Linked DNA regions of Homo sapiens: region 1 is linked to region 2. A link is a contact called in ENCODE Hi-C or POLR2A ChIA-PET data. All regions are on one chromosome and are shown on one strand. The core of a region is the stretch at or near the end of the contact, and the rest is flanking DNA. Distances in the headings are between cores, read along the strand shown.

Region 1 (5,900 bases), core at 2,336-4,835, 1.0 Mb after region 2:
CTGGGTAAAGTGATAAAATCTCATACTGTCCTGCCTAAAGGTTGTGAATCAACCCTTTGTGCAGCATATCCATACTGTATACCCCAAGCTTGTCCAACCCATGGCCCAGGGACACGTGTGGCCCAGGACAGCTTTGAATGCGGTCCAACACAAGTTTGTAAACTTTCTTAAAACATGATAAGATTTATACACAGACCTTTTCATTATTTATTTTTAGCTCATCAGCTATCGTAAGTGTATTTTATGTGTGACCCAAGACAATTCTTCTTCCAAGTGGCCCAGGGAAGCCAAAAGATTGGACACCCCTGAGACTATCCAGCTGTTTGTCACTTAGTAGCTGTCTCAGTTACCAGATGAACTGTCGCAGTAATGCAATGCTTATATTCTCATTTTAGTTAATGACCCCAAACGAAGTACAAGAGTAGTGCTGCTGGTATATTGTTATAATTGTTCTACTTTATTATTACTGTTGTTCATCTTTACTGTTCCTAATTTATAAACTAAAGTTTATCATAGGTGTGTATGTATTAAAAAAACACAGTATATATAAGGTTTAGTACTATACAAGGTTTCAGGCATCCACTGGGGATCCTGGAAGATATCCCCCAAAGATAATGGGGGACTACTGTACAGTACCTAAAACCATTAAAGACTTAATTTGATTGTGTTCAAATGAACTCATTCTCCTTCTCGAATGTATTATACATCTCAATTACAGTTAAAAAAAAAAAAAAAAAAAAAAAAAAAAACTAAGACAGGTGGCCAGATGTGGTGGCTCACGCCTGTAATCCCAGCACTTTGGGAGGCCAAGGAGGGCAGATCACCTGAGGTCAGGAGTTCAAGACCAGCCTGGCCAACATGGTGAAACCCTGTCTCTACTAAAAATACAAAAAATTAGCTGGGCGTGGTGGCTCACACCTATAATCCCAGCTACTTGGGAGGCTGAGGCAGGAAACTCGCTTGAACCTGGGAGGTGGTGGTTGCAGTGAGCTGAGATCACACCACTGCACTCCAGCCTGGGTGACAGAGTGAGACTCTGTCTCGAAAAAATAAAAATAAAAAAACACTAGACAGGCCACCCATCTCTCACCATTTACGTAAAGGTATACTAGAGAAAACATAAATTTAATCTCTATGCCACATCTAGGCTCCATTTTAAACTGCTAATATAGGTAAATGGAAAGATGACACCTACCTTCAGCCAATGTTAGGGCTTCCATGACTTTAACAGGAAGAGAAGATCCAAACGTTTTCACATCATAGTTCACAGACTCAGTTATGGAGTGGTGTGGGAACATTCGTGTTGGTGTTCCCCTAAAGAAAAGAGTCTATATTACCTTACTTGTAACTTAAAATTCTCCATTATCCTAATTTTTTATGTATATATTTTCACAGTAAGGAGTTCTTTGAAAAAAATTAACACTGGCTCATATTTACCATGTAATTAAATGTAATATTTTTCATGTAAAAAAAAAACAAAACAGGATTTAGGAAAACTTGGCTTCAATCCCATAGACTCTAGTATTGAAATGCATGCCTGTATTCACTTAAACTCCTTATAATTCTGCCTCCTTAGCTGTGAAATAAGGCTTAACTAGACCAGTGTTTTTTTTTTTTTTTTTTCAAACAGCGGGTCATTTTGCAGATCTCAACATTTTTGAAAGACAGAATATAAAACATCAGCTTTTACCATATGTTGTGGTCAAATACATTTTATAAATATTGGCTTAGATGAGATTTAAGCTCATCTAGCTTTAGGTGCTTAAGAGTCCACCAGACCTGGCCGGAGCAGTGGCTCATGTCTATAATCTCAGCACTTTGGGAGGCCGAAGCGGGAAGACTGCTTGAGACCAGGAGTTCAAGACCAGCCTGGGGAACGTGGCAAGACCTTGTCTCTACAAAAAAAATTTTAAATTAGCCGGGCATTGTGGCACCAGCCTGTAGCCTGGGCGACAGAGAGTGAGACCCTGTCTCTTTAAAAAAAAAAAAAAAAAAACTATCAGATCTGTACAACCAAGCAAGAAATCGAACAGGTTACGAGCATCAGCTGTTACATGGTCCTCAACAGCAGATATCACAGTAAAAACTTTATTTCTTGCTCACCCTCTTAACATTTAGAATATTGTAAAGTCACCAGAATAAAAGGTAGTCTATGTCTTATCACGAGAATTAAATGAGAAGATGCACATACAGAAGGGCTAAGGGCTTTGTTTCCTGACAGAGGATAACAAAGGTTTTTCTTCAAATGATCACAAGAAGAGATTTAAATAAAACAACACACAGTAAATAAAGTATGCTTTTATTCTCCAACTTTTCGCAAAAGGAATAGAAAACACTGACAAGATCAGCACTTTGAAAAGAACTTTTCAAAATATGCCAAAAAAAGTCAAAGATACAGTGTATTCTTTCAAAACCACTTCTCCTTTAAAGTACTGAAAAATTTTACAGATAAATTTTAACCATAATTTCAAGACACAATACTTTGTGTTTCCTGCAGGGAAAAATTCATTTTTTATAGATGAATTCAGAGAAAACTATGCAGAAACACTAAAGTTTTAGGTTAATTATGAACATGGTGTGTGTTGGGGGTGGGGAGGGGTGTGTGTGTGTGATGATTTTACTGGTGCTCCAAACGAGCAGTTTTAGTAACTAAACTATCACAGTACTCTTAGCTCACTTATGTAAAGCCTTTTCCTTATAATTTACCTAGAAAGTTAAATTCCGTAGCTAGAAACCCTTTAATTACCAATCATCAGATATTAATGTCAGTTGGTATGTTAGGCATTAAACAATGATCTTTCAGGGTTGTAGGTCCTCATTATCACCATCACCTTACATCTGCATCGTGGCAATTCATAATAACTCCTCTGGCTCAGGTGAGATATATTATCGCCATTTCACAGATGAAGAAAATCACGAGTGACTTACACCAGATCACACGGGTAGTAGGTGGGAAGTAGGTAAACACTGATGCAAATCCAGTTTGTACTTCACTTCTGCACAAAGGTATCCATGAAAAATGCAAAGTGGGGAATCAACTGATCAACTGATAATCAAAACGAAGCAGATACTACCTGCAGCAGTGGAAAAGGTCTATTTTCCAATACTGTGGCATTCTATTCCGCCGCCCCGGTTCCAAAGGCTTCTAAAGACAACAACCTATCCGGCCCACTGCGGCCCGTGAGGCTGTTGGTTGCCAGACCCAACCAGGGAGATCACTTACCGCGAGCTTAGCGAGCTACGCCGGCCGACCGGCGAGAAGAGCACTGGGGAGCTGACTGCAGACCCCAGGGGCAGACCCTTCCTGCTAGCCGTCCGGGGCGTGGAGCCGGGCCCGAGTCCGGCCAGCGGGCCCCTTCGGGACCCGGTACCCGGGGTCCGCGGAGAAGGGGCGGCTGGGAACATGACTCCAAGGAGCAGCGACTAGGACAGCGAGGGATCTGGCCGTCAGGTTGCAGCCTGGCCTGCGCGCGGAACTTAAACACCTAAGGGAAGAGATGGCGCGCGATGATGACGTCAAACGCAATGGCTCCCGCGGGTTGTGGTCGGAGCGCTGGCGGGGGCGGGATCGTGACGTTAAGGGCGGTGCCCAGTCAGCGAGGTAGGTCGGGAAGGCAGCCGGCGGCCCCAGATCTAGAACCGCTGCAGTGCCGAGCTTCCAGGGACGTGAAGCCGGAAAGCCAGGCGCCCTTCTTGACTGCGCCTAGGTGGAACTGGCCCTCCAGCAGCTTGAACGTAGCCTCTTTTCACACTGGTAGTTCCTGAACCTCTTGTGAAATGAAAGATGTTCCTCATTCCAAGCTGAGGACGGAGAAAAGCCGTAAAGCTGACACTGGTATCGCACTGTGATATTTGTTGTTTTCTAGGTTTGCCATTTTCCCATTCAACTTTGCGCAGTCTCATCCACGCTGATGACGCCACAAATCCGTGTCTCTAACCTGGATCCAGCTCAAAACCCCCAGACCCCTATCATTCAGCTCCCTAGGGGACAATTTCAGCTGGAAGTCCTGCGAACTCCTCACAATCCACTTATGAAAAGCGCATTCATGTTTTCCTTTAGGACCCCTCTCCTACCACCATCTCTGTTCCAGCTTGGTAAAACTGGCCAGTTGTCCAAGGCAAAGAGAAGAGCTCTATCTGCAGTCATCCCTCACACCTACCTCCACCCTAAGATCATGGTATACGTTGTAAGGTCCTACGTGTCTGTACTAGATCACACATTTGCACTGCCTCTGCCCTGGTTCTGGTACTTACCTTTCCCTCAACCACTGCGTAGCCTCTTCTGCCAGCGGGAGGGAGTAGGGGAGATGGGGAGAGGGTTCCTTACCTGTGTCTAGTCTTCCTCCACTCTATCTTCTCACTGCCAACACAATGAATTAAGGCAAACGTAATGCTGCTCTTGGGCCTGTAAATGCTTCAGTGGCTGACCATTGCCAGTAGGTTATTTGCTAAGCTCCTTTGCAAGGTCCTATGTGATCTAAGTCAGGTTGGCTTTTCCGTCCGTGTTGTACTTCCAGCACTTCCCACTTGCACTCCACATTCCGAGAACTTAAAAACCCAAATCTCCCTCCAGTGCCCATGTCCATGTTTCTCTCACCTGGAATGCACTCCCTGCCTTGTTGGTCCAGAAGGCGCCTACCTTCCGCATCAAGTTAGTTCTGTGCTGCCTTCTCAGTGAAACCTTCCACAGGATTAGGTCCCCCTTATCCTTTGTCCTCTCTGCTCCTGTGTGTAGACTGTATTTTTATCCTGCATAATAGTTTGTTTTCATAATTGTCTGTCAAGTACTTCCTTTTAAATGTCTTGACAGCAAGAGCAGTGACTTTGTTACCTTTGTGGCACACAGTAACAGACACATAGTAGACTTTCATTCAACGTGTGTTGAAATAAGGGAATGGTTAAGTAAACATTGACGTATTCACATGTGGGAGACCACAGTGTGGGTGTCAGTTGTTGACATTCCCCTGGGAAGCCAGTCATCTATCTATGCACCAGTGGCATCTGAGCAGTCATCTTGCCAAGGTTACATAGGCTAGCTGCTTTACTCCTTCTCCCACCTGGGTGTCTAACCCAACTTGGCAGCTTGTTGAGTCTTATAGCTCTGAGAGCCCAGTGCATTTCCTCCCTGTTTCATTCTTACAAGGAGGGGTGTGAAATAGGCAATAGAGAGTATTAATAGTTGTGTCTGAGAGGATTGGTGGGATCAATTTTATTCTTGTGCTTTGTTGGACTGGTTAGTGGTTTCCCCAGCATCCTAATGTAAAAGCTGTTGTTTGCAGGAGCTAGAATGACTTGTCAGCCACCTTTGAGCAAGAACTTGCCTGGAGTCCAAATGTATGGCTATTGAAGGATAGTAAGCAGACAGCACTAAAAGTCATCCATTCGTTATGGATTTAGTGAGTACCTACCATGTGCCAGGCTATGTGATAATTGCTAAGGCTTATAACTAAACAAAGCCCATGGGTCCTACCCTCATGGAGATTACAGACCAATGAGAAAGACAGACACTGAAAAAATGAACACAAATATCCAGCTACAAGCTGAGATGTGTACTATGAAATAAAAGAGCAAAGTGTATGAGAGAGAATCACTGGGGCTACCTATTTTTGCATGGAGGTCTATAAAGGTCTCTGGGAGAAAAGGACGTTTAACCTGAGACATGAAGCATAAGAGAATAGGAGGAAGAATGTTTCAGGCAGAGGATCCTTGGCCAAAGGTCCTGAAGCAGCAAAGGACTTGGTGCATTCTAGGAACTTTATTTATTCTTATTTTACTTTATGATTTTTCTAGAGATTGGGTCTTACTCTGTTGCTCAGGCTGGAGTGCAGTGGCGTGATCAAAGCTCACCACATCCTTAACCTTCTGGGCTTCAGTGATCCTCCTGCCTCAGCCTCTGAGTT
Region 2 (6,075 bases), core at 371-2,870:
GGAATACAGATTTATAAAAATTTTTTTTTGTTTTTGTTTTTTAAGACAGAGTCTCGCTCTGTCGCCAGGCTAGAGTGCAGTGGCACGATCTTGGCTCACCGCAACCTCCGACTCCCTGGTTCAAGTGATTCTCCTGCCTCAGCCTCCTGAGTAGCTGGGATTACAGGCATGCGCCACCACGCCCGGCTAATTTGTGTATTTTTAGTAGAGACGGGGTTTCACCATGAGCCAGGATGGTCTCATATCTTGACCTTGTGATCCGCTCGCCTCGGCCTCGCAAAGTGCTGGGATTAGAGACGTGAGCCACGGCGCCCGGCCCAGATTAATTTTTTAAAATGCAAAACTTGCACAATCTTATTTTAACCATGCTTGCTTGTTTTCAAAATAATTAAAAAACAAAAACACAAGATTGCTCTTCCCAAAGGCTTATTTCTTTCCTTTAAATTTATTTTTTAAAGAAAAGCTAACGGCCGGGTGTAGTGGCTCACGCCTGTAATCCCAGCACTTTGGGAGGCAGAGGCGGGTGGATTACGAGGTCAGGAGTTCGAGGCCAGCCTGGCCAACATGGTGAAACCCCGTCTGTACTAAAAATACAAAAATTAGCCGGGCGTCGTGGCAGGCGCCTGCAATACCGGCTACTCGGGGGGCTGAGGCAGGAGAATCGCTTGAACCCGGGACGCGGAGGTTGCAGTGAGCCGAGATCGCGCCACTGCACTCAAGCCTGCCTGGCAACAGAGCGAGGCTGTCTCAAAAAAGAAAGAAAAGCAAAGCAAAGCTAACAAATGCTCTTCTGTCATGCATCATCACAGAATCAATGAGAGCTCCCCCCAGCCAGGAGACAGCGGACAACCAGGGTAGCTTCCCAGGGGGCCAGAGGGAGGCTGCGCGAGAAGAGGCTCAGCGGGATGGGTCCACGCAGGGAGATCCCACGCAGGGTGGGCGTATACGAGTGTCCACGTCCGGAGGGCCGTTCAAGGGCGGGTCCCTGAAGGAAGGGTGCACGCAGGGCACGTCCACGCGGGCAGGCCCGTGCACGCAGGGCGTGCCCATGCAGGGCGGGTCCGTGCAGGATGAGAGCAGCGGAGGAGGCCCACGCAGGCCATTTCCCGCCCCGTCCCCAGCCCACGCGGGCGAGCTACCGCGGGGGTACGCGCAGCTCAGATCCTAGCAGCTTACAAAAACAACCTTTTAAAAATGGAACCTTCAAGTAAAAATAAAACTTTGTTTCCCTCTTTCGCAGGAGTTACTGAAGTAGGAAGGGACAGCCCAGTAAGATTTCAGGATACGACTTGGGCCGGTCCGCAGGCAGTAGAGTGAAGCGCGCAGCTGCCAGGACTTGCGCGGTGACGTGCGCCGCTGCCAGGACCTTGCAGGTGGAGAGCATAGTTGCCAAAATCAAGGCGGAGGAGCGCACCGCCGCTAGGATCCAGGCGGAGAAGCCCACCGCGGCCAGGACCTAAGGATGCAGTACACTGCTGCCAGGATCTTGTCTGTGGAGCGCAGCGCGGCCAGGACCTCCGGCTGCAGCACACCGCTGCCAGGATCTTATCGGCAGAGCGCTCCGCGGTCCGGACCCCGCCCCGTGCGCGTCCCCGACCCCGCCCCGTGCGCGTCCCCGGCGTTGGCGTCTTCGTCCTGTTGCTGGTCTCCGTCCGGTCGCCGGCCGTCTAGGTCTCCGGCCCTCCCCAGCCGCTCCTGCGCCCTTGCCGGCCCCGCCGCCCGCAGCCCTGGCGCTCCCTGCGGGCCCCGCCGAGGCCGCCTGCGCCCTGTGCCAGCGCGCGCCCCGGGAACCGGTGCGCGCCGACTGCGGCCACCGCTTCTGTCGGGCGTGCGTGGTGCGCTTCTGGGCCGAGGAGGACGGGCCCTTCCCGTGCCCCGAGTGCGCCGACGACTGCTGGCAGCGCGCCGTGGAGCCCGGCAGGCCCCCGCTCAGCCGCCGCCTTCTGGCGCTCGAGGAGGCGGCCGCGGCGCCCGCGCGCGACGGCCCGGCCAGCGAGGCCGCGCTGCAGCTGCTGTGCCGCGCCGACGCCGGCCCGCTCTGCGCCGCCTGCCGTATGGCTGCGGGCCCCGAGCCGCCCGAGTGGGAACCGCGCTGGAGGAAGGCGCTGCGCGGCAAGGTGCGCGCCGCGGGGTCCCGTGCCCCACCCCGGACGGTGCCCTGCGCCTCTCCGCCCCCGCCCCGGTCCCCCTGAGCCCTGGGCCCTTCCCGTCTCCACTGTTCCTGTCCCCGGATTGTCCCCGTCCCCGGATTGTCCCCCTCCCCTCACCGCCACGGGTCCCCTCTCCAGCGTGTGCTGGGCCCCTCCCTCCTGCGGCTTGCCTCCCCATATTTCCTGCGTCTCTTCGGAGTCTGGTCCCCTTCCCCGTCTTGGTGTCCCCTGCTGGGCGGTGCCTTATCTCCCCACCCCCTACCTTCTACGAAGTCCTTCCCCCACCAGCGCCCATCTTTGTGGTCCCATCACTAGCTGTGCCCTGTCTCGCCCTCATAGACCCCCTCTAGTTCCTACAGATTGACTCCTCCACTCACTCTTCCCTTGGGGGAGACATCACGCCTCTTGCCCCTCTGTATTCCACTGTGTCCACAGGCCTGGCCCACCTTCTCGTCTGCTCCCCGGGCCACCCAGCCCTCGCCTGCACCCCCTGTCCCCTCTCCCATCTTTCAGAAACCCGCTCTGAGAGTCTGGCAGCAGCGGGTCCGGGAGTCTGGAGCCTTGCCCATGGCGGGTTGGTTGTGGGACACAGAATAGGAGACAACAGCCAGCCTGGGGTCCTGCTCTTCAATACAGGGGAGGGGAAGCCAGCCAGACTGTGTCCCTGGGTGCTCCTCCTGCATTGGGGGTCCTGCCACCGGGCAGAGCGACCCCCATCCGGCTCAGGCAGGGCAGGGTGTAGGGCAGGCTGTGCAGACCTTTGGTACAGGCCGAACTCACACTGAACAGGGCCACTTACAGACACAGAACTCCTAAACCCACCTAGACAGTCCCCTTAGCCCCAGCACCCAGATCCTTCTGAATAGGTGTGAAGCCCAAGAAACCTTTTGACTGCCTGTGCGTTCCTGCCCTAGACAACCGGGCTTCGAGGTTATCTCTGGGATGGTCAGACTGTGTGCAGTCAGCTGGGGTGATGTCCCTCAGTACTGGGCTGGGTTGGGGGACCCAGAGCTTCTGCCCACCCCTGGTGACCTTCTTTTCTTTACAGGAGAACAAGGGGTCTGTGGAAATCATGAGAAAGGACTTGAATGACGCCCGGGACCTGCATGGCCAGGCAGAGTCAGCAGCTGCAGTGTGGAAGGCAAGTGGGGGGACCTGGGGCAGCCTGGAATGAGGGGACTGTGGGCTCAGGGCTCTAGACAAAGGGACCACCAGGCCAAGTGGGCCAGGCCTCTGAACTGCTCAGCTGGTTGGTTGGAGGAGGGGCCTCTGGACTTAAGTGAGCTTCAGGGTATTTTTTTTAGGATGTGTTTGTATTTCTCAAATAGAATCTAGCCAAAGCCAGTGGAAGCCTCTTTTTCTCCTCACATTTTACCTGTAGGTGATGGCAGCATCAGACTTCTTTTTTTTTTCCCAAGAGACAGAGTCTCACTTCATTACCCAGGCTGAAGTGCAATGGCATGATTGTAGCTCACTGCAGCTCGAACTGGCCTCAGGCGATCCTCCCACCTCAGCCTCTGGGACTATAGGCACGTGCTACCACACCTGGTTAATTTTAAAATGCTTTTCTAGAGGTGGGGGTCTTGCTGTGTTGCCCAGGCTGGTCTCAAACTCCTGACCTTAAGCGGTTCTCCCGCCTTGGCCTCCCAAAGTGCTATTTTTTTTTTCTTTTTTAGAACACATCTGTAATTTTCTGTGGTCCTCTTGTTCTGATCTGAGAGTTGCTCATTATTTTTTAGAGGCTAGAAGTCCAAGATGAAGGAACTGGCAGATTCCCTGTCTGGTGAGGGCGTTTCCTGGTTCATAGATGGTGTCTTCTCACTGTGTCCTCACATGGTGGAAGAAGTGAGGGTGTCTCTGGGGCCTTTGTGTAAGGACACTGATTCCGTTCTTGAGAGTTCCACCCTCACAACCTCATCACCTCCCAAGGGTCCTGCCTCCTAACGCCATCACCTGAGGGATGAGGATTTCAGCATGGGGATTTGGGGAGGACACAGACATTCAGACCAGAGCAGCGTTACTTTCCTTGGGTGCCTTCCACAGTATTATATCCCAAGGGGACATCCCATAGATTCTTTTAGGTTACTCACCAGTAAAGCTCTTTAGTCGTTTAAACTCTATTTGGTGACTTTTTCCTCGTGTAGTAAAAACCTGTGTGCCATTTTCTCTGCGTTTCATAAATTCCTATCTCCTTCTTTTAACCTGAAAGACAGAGTGCTTTTCACAGGTGCAGCAGCTCTTGGGTAACTGGCTGCATCTCGAGGCTGAGGCCCACGTTTTTACCCCAGCTTGAGGCTGAGGTGGGCTCTGTGCTCCTGGTGCTGCCAAGCCCTTGCCTGCTATCCACAGGCCTGAGGTGCAGGCCTCCCTCAGACAGTGACGGGTTACACATGGGGTCCCTGATGCCACTCAGACCCCTGGCACTCCACACTGCCCTTGGGGCTGCTCTGAACTTCTCCTTGCCTTGTGAGTGGTCAACACTGCCCAGTGCAAGTGAGGCTGGAAGGCTTTGGGGACCTCCAAGTTTTCAGTAACCCTGTGTTACCCCAAGGGAATTGTTTTGCCCACAGATTTTAGCAGGTTGGAGCTTTCAATCTGTCCTGTTTTGGGGGTTTGTGGCTTAGATGCTGGGATGAGAGAAGCCACCTAAATCCAAAGGAAGGAGTTTGCAGCGTGTTGCATCAGCCAGCCAGCAGACACCCAGCTGTCATTTGCATTCTCAGCAACAAAAGCCTTGGCCCCTCATGACTATGGGTGTCACCTGCCCTGTGTGGCCCAGGGCCAGGTGGAAGCCATCCATGACTGAGTAAAATCAGAGTAGCATCCTGCTCTGCTCTCCTGTTTGCAAGGTTAGGAGTTGGCTGAAAACCAGCTGAAGAGTGGCAAGTGTGAATGCTGTTTGTTGAAGGCTGATGGGATGGTTTTCAGCCATTGGAGTTCTGGTGTGGGCACAGCAGGGACAGTTGCTGGCAAGATGGGTGTGTGTCCTGCCCTGACAGTCACGTGCCTGACAGGCTCTAGACCTAGCAGGGCCACTCAAGGATTTACTGTCCCCTTGGCCATGGGAGATGGGAGAGGGACAGTCTTCCTGTGCAGCTGAGCACTGCAGTGTAGGGGAGAAAGAACTCTATTTCTCCCCTTTTAGGGCCCCAGGCTGGGCGGGAGAATTAAACTGACATAAGCTAAACTAACAGGGTCAGGTGCAGTGGTTCATGCCTGTAATCCCAGCAACTTGGGAGGCTGAGGTGTAGGAGGATTGCTTGAGGCTAGGAGTTCGAGACCAGCCTGGGTAACATAGTGAGACCACCATCTGTACAAAAATTAATAAATTAGCCAGGTATGGTGTTGCATCTGTGGTCCCAGCTACTTGGGAGGCTGAGGTGGGAGGATCACTTAAGCCCAAGAGGTTGAGGCTGCAGTGAACTGTGATGGCACCACTGCACTCCAACATGGGTGACAGAGTGAGGCCCTATCTCAAAAAAAAAAAAAAAAAAAAAATAAAGGGAGATGGGTTAATGGGAGAAAAAACATAGGATTTTTTTTTTTTGAGATGGAGTCTTGCTCTGTTGCCCAGGCTGGAGTGCAGTGGTGCGATCTTGCCTCACTGCATCCTCCACCTCCTTGGTTCAAGTGGTTCTCCTGCCTCAGCCTCCCGAGTAACTGCGACTACAGGTGTGCACCACCACGCCTGGCTAATCTTGTATTTTTAGTGGAGATGGGGTTTCACCATGTTGGCCAGGCTGGTCTTGAACTCCTGACCTCAAGTGATCCAACCACCTCGGCCTCCCAAAGTGCTGGGATTACAGGTGTGAGCCACCGTGTCCAGCCAGGCATATTAATTTAACACAAGTTTTATACAGCACAGGCTCCCTTATAATGAAATGAAGACTCAAAGTGGCAAAATTAAATCACTTATATACTGACT

Evidence for each region. A loop is a pair of places that touch in the nucleus more often than their neighbours do. ChIA-PET counts read pairs that join two places held with the same protein, here RNA polymerase II (POLR2A). Pooled maps may share reads with other maps.
Region 1: a pooled map shows a loop between it and region 2 (25-fold over the local background). The contact joins the promoter of NUP133-DT here to the promoter of RNF187 in region 2. A Hi-C loop is called at or near these places in 2 of 37 single-sample maps with no recorded cell type and 9 of 50 pooled maps. POLR2A ChIA-PET finds 5 or more read pairs at or near these places in 1 of 52 experiments (activated CD4-positive, alpha-beta memory T cell).

The regions. Positions count from the first base shown.
Region 1 is chr1:229,504,845-229,510,744 of GRCh38, forward strand. It overlaps NUP133-DT (NUP133 divergent transcript), which reads left to right and starts at 3,586. Exons shown (of 3, transcript NR_110630.1): 1 at 3,586-3,835; 2 at 5,280-5,396. NUP133 (nucleoporin 133) reads right to left here and starts at 3,497. Exons shown (of 26, transcript NM_018230.3): 1 at 3,224-3,497; 2 at 1,196-1,314. The coding sequence starts at 3,405. RefSeq lists silencers at 3,188-3,417, 4,358-4,652 and an enhancer at 3,468-3,587.
Region 2 is chr1:228,485,762-228,491,836 of GRCh38, forward strand. It overlaps RNF187 (ring finger protein 187), which reads left to right and starts at 1,621. Exons shown (of 4, transcript NM_001010858.3): 1 at 1,621-2,117; 2 at 3,199-3,291. The coding sequence starts at 1,728. RefSeq lists enhancers at 499-1,360, 680-1,059, 1,361-2,221, 2,339-3,067, 3,068-3,795 and 1 more and silencers at 1,680-1,799, 2,060-2,259.